Regions from separate parts of the Homo sapiens genome. Here region 1 is linked to region 2. A link is an interaction called in ENCODE POLR2A ChIA-PET data of the cell type or tissue named here. Cell type or tissue: OCI-LY7. All regions are shown on one strand. Links, peaks and the distances in the headings refer to the core of each region. The heading gives the core; the rest is flanking DNA.

Region 1 (6,393 bases), core at 1,030-6,029, 120 kb before region 2:
CACTCTTGGTGCCCTGTGTTCTACAAGTTTGGACAATGTATAATGACATGCATCCACATCACAGTATCACACAGAGTCATCTCTCTGCCCTAAAAATCCTCTGTGCTCTGTCTATTCCACCCTCCAAAGCCTCTGGCAATCAGTGATCTTTTTACCATCTACAGTTTTATTTTCCAGAATGTCATTGCCTAACATTTCATATTGAGATGTAATTTACAGAAAGCAAAATGCTGGGATCTTAACAGTTTTAATTCAGGAAGTTCTGACAAATGCATTCATTCATGTAACCTACCTCAATATTGATACATGGAACATTCCCATCATCCCAGATAGTTCCCTTGTACCCTCTTCCGATTTCCCACTGCCACCCTGTCCCCAACCAGGCATCTACTTTCCTGATGTTTTTAAAACATAGATTAGTTTGCCTGTTCTAGACTTTGATACAGAATGCAGTCTTTCTGCATCTGGCTTCTTGCACGCTGCATGTTATTGAGATTCATCTGAGTTGGTGCATTTATCAGTAGTGCGTCTTTTTCCATTGCTGAGTAGAATTCCACAATTTCTTATTCATTGTCTTGCTTGCTTGTGTTGTTTCAAGTTTTTGCCTATTGTGAATAAAGCTGTGATGAACATTTGCAGATATGTCTTTTTGTGGACATATGTTTTTAGACCTGTGAGTGGAGTAGCTGGGCCATACGGAAGGTATATATTTAGATTTATAAGAAACTATCAAGCTGCCTTATAAAGTGCTTTGTACCATTTTACATTTACACCAGCACTATATAAGAATTGCAGTCATGCTACAGCCTTACCAACCCCCTTTTGTTAGCTGGATTTTCATTTTACATATTCTAGTGGATACATAGTAGAACTTCACTGTGGTTTTTGGCATTATTTTTCCTAATGGTCCCTAGTCCCTGGAAGACCCTCTTACAGCTCTGAGCAGGGGCCCCTTAGCACTCTTTTTGGTTGCCATTTATATTTCACATGTGCGGCTGTTTATGGGCAGGAGAGAACCATTATGGTAATACACTAATAGTAATGTGTGTTTCATATTTACAGAGGGCAGTAACTGCAGCTCACTGGGAGATTACTCCCTAGCAAAGAGAAATATTAATATGTCATTTGTGAACTTAGAAAAGAGGCCTCCAGGGCCGTAAGTGAAGAATTACATAACCATTGACATCTATGGAAATCTAGCTGTCTCCTCATGGCTTTAGTACTGTAGATAAAAATAATTTGGAGGCAGAGAAGGGATATGAAAAACATTGTATAACTAAAATAGGAAAATGTACTTGGAGATCCATGGAACAGAGAAGGGCACAGGCTGTTTCCAATTCTGGCACCACTGTTTACAAAGCAAACTTTTGGCAAATTATCTGATTTGCATTCTCCTAACAAGTGATGGTGTTCACCAGGTTTTGATTTGGTTTATTGGCATTCATGTATATTATTTTGTGAAGTGTGTGTTTAAGTCTTTTGATTAATTTGAAAATTGTATTTTGTTTGTTTTCTATTGAGTTGTAGGAATTCTTTACATATTCTTGACACACGTCTATTGTCAGATACATATATTGCAAATATCTTCTCCCAATCTGGCTTCCCTATTTATTTTAACAGTATTACATGATAAGTGGAAATTTTCATTTTTGAGGTAGTATAATTTATCAGTTTTTGTTTGTTTGTTTGTTTTTGCTTTTGATGGAGTTCGCTCTGTCACCCAGGTTGGAGTACAGTGGCGTGATCTTGGCTCACTGCAATCTCCGCCTCCCGGGTTTAAGCAATTCTCCTGCCTCAGCCTCCCAAGTAGCTGGGATTACAAGAGCTCACCACCACACCCGGCTAGTTTTTGTATTTTTAATAGAGATGGGGTTTCACCATGTTGGCCAGGCTAGTCTTGAACTCCTGACCTCAGGTGATCTACCTGCCTCAGCCTCCCAAAGTGCTGGGATTACAGGTGTGAGCCACTGCACCCAACCAATTTATCAGTTTTTTTTCCTTTTATGCTTAGAGCTTTTTATGTCCTAAGAAATTTTTGCCGCTCCTCAAGCCATTACAATATTCTCCTGTTTTCTTCTAGAAGTCTTATGGAAATTGTGGCTGCTTGAACTGGCCTCTGAGAAACCCTTGAAAGGCCTCTGGGGGCAATGGTGAGGTCCAGCCAACAGCACCCTGGCCTCCCTCCTCCTCTCCTACCTTCTCTGCCTCTCCTTTCTTCTACCTCCACCTTAATCAAAGCAGCTCCCTTTTCATTTTAGGTATTGGAGTTTTAACTAAAATTTTCTTTAACAAAAGGATTTCCACCCTTTTAAAAATCTCTCCACTGAACTGTAAATTCCTTGAAGATAGGAATCATGTATATATTATTCTCCTTTATATCTTTAGCTATATACAGTGCCTGTGTACATTGTGAACACTCAATAGAAACTTTTAATTGAAATAAATCAACCCAAACGTGGACTGGAAAGATGGGCTTTGTTCAATTTAGCCAAATCTTACATAAGATGTATTCCTGAGTGTCCAATCTGGGTCAGGCTCCAGTGAATGGAGAAAGGCTCCTATTGGGAGTGAGATCAGAGGCCTTCTCCTGCAGCTGGCTCCATAGGAAGCAGTAATAAAAGCATCGCCTTGCTCTTATGTAACCTTTTACTATTTATAAAACACTTTCATATACCTTATCTCAAAAAAGAGCTCCCAAATATCTTCCCTACTCACAAAGACACAAAGACAAGCAAATATCCCAGAGTTTCAAACATAAGGAGGGTAGGGGAGAGAAGACAGGCCGCATTTTCAACCAGGACAAAATTCAGCTCCTCTTGCATGGTGAGCAGGGCACCCAAAGGGCCTTGTGATTAAACTCTTCCTTCTCTCCCAAATTCTGACTGATGCTTAAAATCTCACCAACTGTTATCCCCAACTTGGTGTAACTGAGGCTTTTGTCTCAGCTAAATGCAAATGTGGCTGTTGTGATGGGCACACATTAGTCACCCTCCATTTACCACATAGTGTGGCAGGATTGGCTCTGTGGAAAGGTCAGTAATGAATGGCAGGGATATTTCTAACTGAGCTGGGGACCTCCAGAGCCACCTTGCCCTCTGAAGTCTCATAACTGTGCCCTGGTCAAAATCCGCAGACACCACCCCCGCCTCTGAGTTAGACAGGCAGGGGTGACCTAAGATACAGGATGCCCTTACTTCCTGTCTGTGGCAGCGGGCAACACCCACCACCATCAGTCACCTCCACCCCCACTCCTGGTTTCTGCACCCACATTTTCACTGTTTATCTCTGGATAACCCCATCTGACCTAAGAAACTGTGGCAAGTCTGTTTCTTACCTAGAAAATGAATATTTGGAGACATTCAATGGTTAGATACTGTGAAGATTTTTTTTTTAAGTATATAAAAAGCTTAATTAGCACCCTGGCCAGCACATAATGGGTGTTCAGTATATCTCTGTTTTGAAAATAAATGGCAGAATTCACTCCAGGCTTCCTGTCTGTCCCACAGACCGAATCATGCTGCTGGACTGGGCTAAGTCACATTTTTGATAAAAAGAGGTAACTTTCTCCAGCCAAGCCTAACAAGCTTTAAAAGGCCTATGGTTTATAAAATCACCAGTGCCCCTCATCAGCCCTCTCCCCCAGTTTCCCTCACCATCAGGGCTCTCCAGAATTGCTGTTCAGTGATCTCTTTTCCCTCCTGGGACTGCTCTGATTGTCCTATTTCCTTGGTTCCATGTGGCACACGGTTGAGAAAAGAGGCACCTGTGCGTGTGACTTGTCACATCTTTTCCCAGCGTTCTGCTCCCATGGATATGGGGCTCAGGAGGCATGGTTGGGAATCAGGAAACTGCTTCCAACCCCATGACAAATGTCACCTATCTGTCCTACCAATTTGTCAGCATTGAAACTCAAAGTGACACTTTCCTGCCAAATCTAGATAAAGCCATTTCCACTCCAGTCGGAGTGAGTGTACCAGCCAATCTCCCAGAGGGAAACTAGGGTTCTGGAGAGGATATGGGGTTCAGATTCAGCAAATGTTTTTGGAATGTCCACTCTGTGCCCAGCATTGTGTTGGTTGTGAGTATGTGTGCTTAGTTTACATTCCAAGCATTCCAAGTTGCATTACACAGATGAGAAAAGCAGGGCTCAGTAAGGCTAATTAACTTGCCCACCTACAGCCAGTGAGTGAGAATCTCAAGATTTTACAAGATTTTATAGCTCCAAGTTCCAATCCAAGATACTTTCCATTAAGCCCATGGATGTCATTTCAGGTGCAACCTCAGACCACCTTCTCCAGTATCCTCCTAGAATATTACAGATCACACAGTCTCTCTCCCCTCTGAACACCAAGAGCATGGCCATGTGTCCTTTCCACCTGTGAGTGAGCCTCACAAAGGACTGGAAGCTACCTAGGCTCAAGAGTTGTGCCTTCTTTCATCCACTGATGGAATGCAGGGCACACAGGAAAACAAGAGTGTACTGGGGGCACTGAATAGTCTCAAAGCCTTCTCATATATCCTGTTCCCACAACTCTGTAACATAGGACAGGGAAGATTTATTTGCTCTGGGGTGGAGCAGGAGGGTAGAGGAAGGGAGGGAAGAAATGGAAGGAAGTTAGTGGGCAATTTAGGATTCAGCCCTAAAGGATCAAAGCACTAAGAATCCTGAATTATGGGAAGCATGATAAGGTCCCTGCTTGGCTAGGAGAATAGAGAGATTAACTTTATTTTTGAACACCTACTGGATGACAGCTAGTGCATTAGTAGGTCATGATGTACATTATCTCATTTAATGCAATCTCACAATCCCTGCAATCATATTTGTTAATAGACTTCAGTGTACAAAATTGAATTAATCTTTATAATCTTTGATTCATTTCATGCTGTACTTATTAGTGCATGCTTGGGTCTTAAATATTTATTTGTTCTCTCTTTCAATCATTTATTTTATTGATTTGGTGATTACCCTTGAACCTATACCCAACCCAGGAATTACACTGATGGTAACTTACATCTATTCATCTGCTTGTTCCCCTCCCTTCCCTTACCCAAGCCAACCCCATCCCCAATCATTTCTTTGCTCTCTTTTAGATTTATTCCATGTATATGGAAACCGTAAAATACATTGCTTATTTTGATTATCTTTAAATTGTAATAAAATAACTTGCCTTTTTCCAATATTATTTTGCTAAGATTCATCTATATGGTTACTATAGTGTCCCTAGAGTTCATTCATTTCACAGCTTTATGATATTCCACTGTGCACATGTACCACAGTTTATCCTTCTCATTCTTCTCATGAGAGCCTTTTGTATGGTCTCCAGTCTTTTGCTATTGCTAACAGTGCTGCTAAGAGCATTCTTGTACATGTTTCCTGGTGTTCACATAAAAAATGTTTCTGAGATTTACATATTTAGGAGTGGAGTTGCTGGGTCCATTTTATAGATGAGGAAACTGAGGCTGAAAGAAGTTAATGAGACTGTTCAAAATCATACAGCTAGTAAATAACCAGAATCAGGATTTGAAACCAGGACAGCTCTAAAGAATAGAAGTTGAGGAAAAAATTGGAGATGGGGGATGTAGGGGGAAATTAGAGCGATGAGGAAACTATACAAGCTTGAGAAAAGAATTTCTATTTACTAGGGAGGAAATGAGAGAAGAGAGACAGACCTTCTCATATTGTTTTATATTGTTTTATACTCAGAAAAAAAAAAAAAAGAAAAGCAAAACTAAAAGCAGTTGGCCCGAAGCCTAGGAACCAGACCCGAAACCAGGCCTGGGCCTGCCTGACCTAAGCTTGGTAGTTAAAGATTGACCCCTGACCTAACCGGTTATGTTATCTATAGATTCCAGATATTGTATAGAAAAGACATTGTGAAACTTCCTGGTCTGTTCTGTTTCAGCCTGACCACCGGTGCATGCAGCTCCTGTCACGTACCCTCTGTTGCTCAATCGATCATGACCCTCTTGCGTGGACCCCCTTAGAGTTGTGAGCCCTTAAAAGGGACAGGAATTGTTCACTCGGGGAGCTCGGCTCTTGAGACAGGAGTCTTGCCTGATGCTCCCGGCCAAATAAACCACTTCCTTCTTTAACTCGGTGTCTGAGAAGTTTTGTCTGCGGCTCATCCTGCTACACCTTCCCTTACCCAAGCCAACCCCATCCCCAATCATTTCTTTGCTCTCTTTTAGATTTATTCCATGTATATGGAAATCTTAAAATATATTGTTTATTTTGATTATATTTAAATTGTAATAAAATAACTTGCCTTTTTCCAATATTATTTTGCTAAGATTCATCTATATGGTTACTATAGTGTCCCTAGAGTTCATTCATTTCACAGCTTTATGATATTCCACTGTGCTCATGTACCACAGTTTATCCTTCTCATTCTT
Region 2 (6,629 bases), core at 879-5,878:
GACCAACATCTTCCCATTTCCCCCTCTCCTAACCATCTCTGCCTATGGCAACCACCATTCTATTCCCAACTTCTATGTGATAACTTTGTAAAGATTTCACATGTGAGTGAGATCATGCAGTATTTGTCTTTCTGTGCCCAGCTTATTGCACTTAACATAATATCCTCCAGGTTAATTGTTGCAAATGGCAGGATTTCATTCTTTTTATGGCTGAATAATATCCCATTGTGTATATACACCACATTTTCTTATCCATTCATCCATTGATGGACACTTAGGTTGATTCCATGTCTTGGCTATTGTGAACAGTGCTGTGATTAACACAAGAGTGCAGATATCTCTGACATATTGATTTCAATTTCTTTGGATATATACCCAGTAGTGGAGTTACTGGATCATATGGTAGTTCTATTTAAAATTTTTCGAGGAAACTTCATACTGTTTTTCATAAGGGCTGCATTAATTTACATTCCTGCTAATAGTATATAAGGGTTCCCTTTTCTCCACATCCTCCCCAGCACTTGTTCTGTTTTGTCTTTTTTATACTGTTCATTCTAACTGGGTGAAATGGTATCTCATTGGGATTTTATTTTGCATTTCCCTGACAATTAGTGATGTTGAGCATATTTTCATATACCTGCTGGCCATTGTATGTCTTCTTTTGGGAAATGCTTATTCAGGTCTTTTGCCTATTTTTTTTATCAGGTTATTTGGTCTTTTGCTGTTGTTTGCACTCCTTATATATTTTGAATGTTAACTCTGAAATGTATAGTTTGCAAATATTTTCTCCCACTCTGCAGGTTGTCTCTTCTATCTGTTATTTCTTTTGCTGTGCAGAAGCTTTTTAGTTTGATGTAATCCCATTTGTCTACTTTTACATTTGTTGTCTGTACTTTTGAGGTCTTATCCAAAAAATCCTGGCCCAGACCAGTGTTATGAAATGATTCTCCTGTGTTGTCTTCTAGTCGTTTCATAGCTTCAGGTCTTACACTTAAGTCTTTAATCTATTTTGAGTTAATTTTGTATATGGCAAGAGAGGAAGGTCTAATTTTTTTAATTCTCCATGTGGATATCCAGTCTTCCCAATACCATTTATTGAAGAGGACTTTATTTCCCCATTATGTACTTGGTGTTTCAATAATGAGTTGGATTTAAATGCATGGATTTAGTTCTGGGCTCTCTTTTCTGTTCCTTTGGTCTATGTGTCTGTTTTAATACCACACACTGTACCATGTTGTTTTGATTACTAGGACTTTGTAGTATACTTTGAAATCAGGTAGTGTGACACCTCCAGCTTTGCTCTTTTTACTCAAGATTACTTTTGCTATTTGAGGTCTTTTGTGATTCCATATGAATTTTAGGATTTTTTTTCTATTTCTGTTAAGCATATCACTGGTATTTTCAAACAGATTGCATTAAATCTTCAGCTCTACCATTTTCTGATGGGTGACTGAGGACATTACTTAACCTCTCTCTTTTTCTGAATTTTATTTTACTTCAAGTTCCAGGATACGTGTGCAGAACATGCAGGTTTGTTACACAGGTAAATGTGTGCCATGGTGGTTTGCTGCACCTATCACCCCATCACCTAGGTATTAAGCCCTACATGCATTAGTTATTTGTCCTGATGCTCTCCCTTCCCTGATGCCCCAACAGGCCCCAGTGTGTGTTGTTCCCCTGCCTGTGTCCATGTGTTCTCACTGTACTTAACCTCTCTTAGTCTGTTTCTTCATCTAAAAATGGGGCTTTTAATACCTACCTCAGAAGGTTGTTATGAAAGTTAAGTAAGTTAATATACATAAAAGTTCTCAATAGGACCAAGCACATAGGTGCTCATTAATAAAACTAGTAAACAAATTATAGATCAGAAAATTATTTAGTGAATGCAGAATTAGAACACATAGTATGAGATATGTTTAACAGCTCTTTCTTTTGGGCTATGGAAGCCTAATAAATTTTTTCTTTTTACTCTACAAAACTGGAACTGGTCAGTGAAAATGGCCTACCCTCTTTTCTGAACAAAAATAAAGATGTGGTGAGGGTTCCCATGTCCACATTTTTTAGTTCCAGGCTCTGTGCAGACCAACACCCTTTTTTGGAACTTGTCTTTGTAATACTACCCATCTTTACATCAACAATAGTTCAGATCCTTGACTTTACAGATGATTTTTCTTTCTTTATAATCAACAGGAAGATACTTAAACCCATTGGCAAAAAATACCCTATGTCTTAGGTTGAATTGCTTCTGACATTTTTCTATATATTTTTATACAATTCTGTCACAAAAGGTGACAGTTTTTTCTTGGATTCTTGGATTATCTTGTTCTCTCACTAAACTTGTTTGTTGAGGGTTCCTCTAACTGCAAACAGATAGCCACCAAAATTTCTCCATCAATTAAAAACAACCAATAAATGTAGACTTTTAAGTTTTATCATGCAACATAAATGCATTGAATACCTTCATGTTTATGAAGTAGGCAAAGAAGAACAATTTATAGCCCATGCTTTTAGGAAGTTTACTATCTAGACTCTAGATACTAGACTAGATACTATCTAGACTCTAGATACTAGACTAGATACTATCTAGACTCTAGATTCTAGAGGATGTAGGTATATAAATAAACAGCTACAACTTAAGGCAGAATGTAATACTCACTTTATATGAGATATGCAGAAAGAGCACAGATGAAAGAAGTTATTTCTGATTTGGCTTTAAAATAAAGCAAAGTTTCCTGGAGAGGGGACATTTGCATCTTGAAGAATGGATAACATTTTGATGGAGAAAAAGAAGAGCTGGGCATTACAGAGGGAATGTCATGAAAATGAAAGAACTTGTTTGGGGAACAAGTAGTTAAGGTGGGCTATGATATGGGGGCAGGGGAAGCAACTTCATTTGAAGATAGAACTAAACAGAAAGAAGAAATCAGAACATGGAAATAAAGATCATGCCAAGAACTTTGAGATTTGTTGTGTAGGCAATGTGGCATGTTTAGAAGGCTTTGAGCCAAGAATTGGCATGATTACATCTACACTTTTAAAATAAATTATGCAATCAATAGCTTATTAGATAGTTTAAAAGAGAAAAGACTAAAACCTAGGCATACTATTTTCATTAACTCATTCATTTATTTATCATATATGTGTTGAGAACCCTATTAGGTGTCAGGTACCAGGGTCATGTACAGTGTTTAATAAGACAGACACAGTCCCTGCACGCGTGCCTACGTACAAATCAGATGAAAAATAATTGGGCTCTGAACAGGAGGAGTGTGTGATTAAAAAGGGGTTCATTTTCCCTGTCTTCCCAGAGCTGTGGCTCAGAGGAGCTTAAATGACCTCTGAGTCACATCCTACCACATACATTTAATATTTTTTTCTAACCAACAACTTAAGATCAATGATTTTTGCTATGATTTAGCCTATAAAAGCCTAGATTGGTCTGAATTTTATTCCAAGCATTAGGTACATAATATACTTTCTCACATTCAAAAAGATATACCATATACATAATTGAATTAGGAATTCTGATATACAAGAATACATACTTGCAGATAAAGGCTGGATCATTAAAACTAGAAGCAACCTTCCAGAATACGTTGGAAACTCTAATCATCAGATCAACTTAACCCCTTGGCATTTTATTTGGCCTACAATATTGGGTTCTGGTTGTTTTTGTTTTATTTGAATTTGAACATCTTCAGGCAAGGCATTTATTCTCCAGTTCCTCACAGGCGCCGCGGTTCCTATTGTCTTACACCCAGACAATCCATTCACTTCTGTCACCTATCTGACCCCCAGAGGCATTTGTGTTTGTCACCTGATACTTTCCCAACTCCTTTCTTGGCCATGAACCCCACAGCTGAGAAACATAAGAGCCAGAGAGATCCCAAGCCACCTCATGTCACAGTGTTAGTTTATGACAGAGACAAGACTTCCAAGCCATCCCACCTCCTGACATGACAGCAGAGGCTGGGCTGAGCCAGCTGACAGAACATTCCTGAGGGGTTACCTTACATCCTAGCAGCCACAGGAGTCGGCACATCAACCGGTCCTGCTCCAGAATGGCCAGTAATTCAAGACCCGGCCACAGACGAGACACAGGTGGTTCCTGTCAGGAACAGCATTTCCTGGTATGGGAAGCCTGTTCTCTCTGGGGATGCTTGGTCAGATGGGACAGTGGCAGCTTTGTCTTTTCATTAGAAATTCCTCCTGTTGTCCATCTACACAAGGGGAACTGACTGTGCAGTAGAATGACTAAAGAAAGATGCTAAAGTTGGAACTGGGGACAATCCAAGTTGGCGGCCACTGAATCACGAGGAGATTCTATACTGCCTTTTGTTCTTCCCTCCAGCTTGAGTGACTCAGTTGTTGAAATTTTGTGGCAAGACACCTGGAAGCCATTTGTCTTTTTTATTAAGGACTCATTCACGGGGTAAAAACGTAATAATGTTCATTTACCATCACTCCATTACCCAGAGCACCAGATTGCTGCTAATTCAATGTGGTGCTGATTCAGTCATCGCATCACTGAGGCAACATTCTTCTGTGAAAGCTATTTATGTCCCGGCACCATTTGAAAGGCCCTTTAGATCCTTTTTGAAACATTCAAGTCCCAGAGAGGCAGCCTGATCTGCAGAGCACTGCACAGGATGTAGGTCTGAAAAGAGCCGCTTCAGAGTGACGGCCAGCCAACTTGAGGTCAGGCCTTCAGGCTCAATGTGCGTCCCTCTTTTATCCTCAAACGTGCTTCAGAACGCATCTTTTCAGATTCAGAGAGTTATGGCCAACCTCAGCTCTGTAACCACTCCCTGCGCACTGCAGGCAGGAAGAATTTAGAGGGACATGTCAGTAGCTGAACATGTGATAACACTGGCTTTAGACTCACCCATAGCCTGGCATGAGAACTCAGTCATCCTGCACAGCTTCTCTGAGCCCCCAGTTTCTCCAACTCAACAAGAGGGTATTTACCCCACATTGAAACGAGGCAAGTAAATTACAAAAAGAGGATAATGACCTAGTGGTGGGTAGTTGGACACCCAGCAGAAGCCGGTAGAGGGACAACACTGTAAGGCAATTTATATAATGAAAAAGTCCTCAGCATTGCTTACCCCCACCTCTCTTTCTGAGGGGCAGAGGTCTCAGCTAAAAGAATGACCGCAAGGAAGAAAATAAAGCAAACACTTAGAAGTGAGAACATGCAGTATTTGGTTTTCTGTTCCCATGTTAGTTTGCTAAGGATAATGGCCTCCAGCTCCATCCAAGTCCCTGCAAAGAACCTGATCTCATTCTTTTTTATGGCTGCATATATTCCATAGTATTAATGTACCACATTTTCTTTATTTAGTCTGTTGTTGATGGACATTGAGATTGATTCTGTGTCTTGGCTATTGTGAATAGCGCTACAATGAACATACGTGTGCATGCGTCTTTATAATAGAATGACTTATATTCCTTTGGGTGCATGTTCTCACCTGTAAGTGGGAGCTAAATGATGAGAACACGTGGAAACATAGAGGGAAACAACACACACTGGGGCCTATCAGAGGGTAGAGGGTGGGAGGAAGGACAGGATCAGGAAAAATAACTAATGGGTACTAGGCTTAATACCTGGGTGATGAAATAATCTACAACACACCCCCATGACACAAGTTTACCTATGTAACAAACCTGCACATGTACCCCTGCACTTCAAGGTTAAAAAAAAAAAAGAAAGCAAATGTTGTCCTTGCCTCCTCCCTCCTTCCCAAGCACCTCAGGTGAAATTAGCTGATAAGATGCTTGTGGAGAACTTTGAGCTCCTGGGAGATCAATGATATATGAATAGAAAGTGTTATTATTCTGCAAAACACTGGAGGATGGCTTCCCCGGAAGTCATCGTGTACCAGCAGAGAATAAATGAAATAATTTCCTTTCCTCTGATCTCTGGCTAAAAGCTTCTAATCATTTAAGGAGGATTTAATCCACTAGTGGACTGTCCCCATTTGAGGACTGCAGGGCTAAAGTTAGTACTGACCTGAACACGACAACCACAAGGGGGAATGGGCCGGAGTTCCTCTCCGTTGCTGCAAGCTGGTTGCCTGCCAGCTTGCAGTTTCTTCCCCAGAGTTGGGGAGACACAGTCCATCAGGGTTTCTCCTTTGAAATGCCTTCAAGCTAGAACAGGCTTGGGAAAAACTCTCCACTCCAATTTCTGATGCTTTTCTTCAGGGGGCCTACTCTTACCCATTTGCGGGTGGAGGGCGGTTGGGAGGGGGCTTGCGCTCAGCTGTTAGTCATAACTCCAGTTACAGCGTGCCCTCTTGTAAGCAGAACCAATTTTAAGGCTCCAGGGAAGAGTCTTGCCAGGTGCTAAGGAAGAAATTTTGAGGCTGGCAGGCTCACTCTTTACCCATAAAATTGTTCCATAAAAGTGGCTTCCAATTCCAGCCTCCGTATTAGTCTGTTTCCAAAGGCTACAACTGCACGGTCCAGAGGGAAAGAAGCAAGACAGGGAGTGAACACGTGGCATGAGGATTGATGGAAAGAACTGGGGATGCTTCCCTTGGAGAAGGGGTAGCTTAGGGAGATGCACAAGTGCTTTTAAATATGTGAATGTGTGTTCTTGTAGTTTGGCTTTTAGGATAACAAAC

Evidence for each region. Peaks named below come from ENCODE experiments on the same cell type or tissue, not always from the same donor. Only the 100,000 strongest peaks of a DNase experiment are listed, where the experiment ranks them.
Region 1: POLR2A ChIA-PET joins it to region 2 with 6 read pairs; 5 of 35 experiments call an interaction of 5 or more read pairs at or near these places.

What each region holds. Positions count from the first base shown.
Region 1 is chr1:182,626,711-182,633,103 of GRCh38, forward strand. No RefSeq gene overlaps it. Among named protein-coding and RNA genes, the nearest start is that of LINC01686, 15 kb to the left of the region's middle. In OCI-LY7, for the core only: no CTCF peak of the experiment used is centred there; a DNase peak (open chromatin) is centred at 3,181; H3K4me3 peaks cover 1,884 bases; H3K27ac peaks cover 3,084 bases.
Region 2 is chr1:182,748,243-182,754,871 of GRCh38, forward strand. It overlaps a transcript of RGS8 not described here. Among named protein-coding and RNA genes, the nearest start is that of NPL, 38 kb to the right of the region's middle. In OCI-LY7, for the core only: no CTCF peak of the experiment used is centred there; no DNase peak of the experiment used is centred there.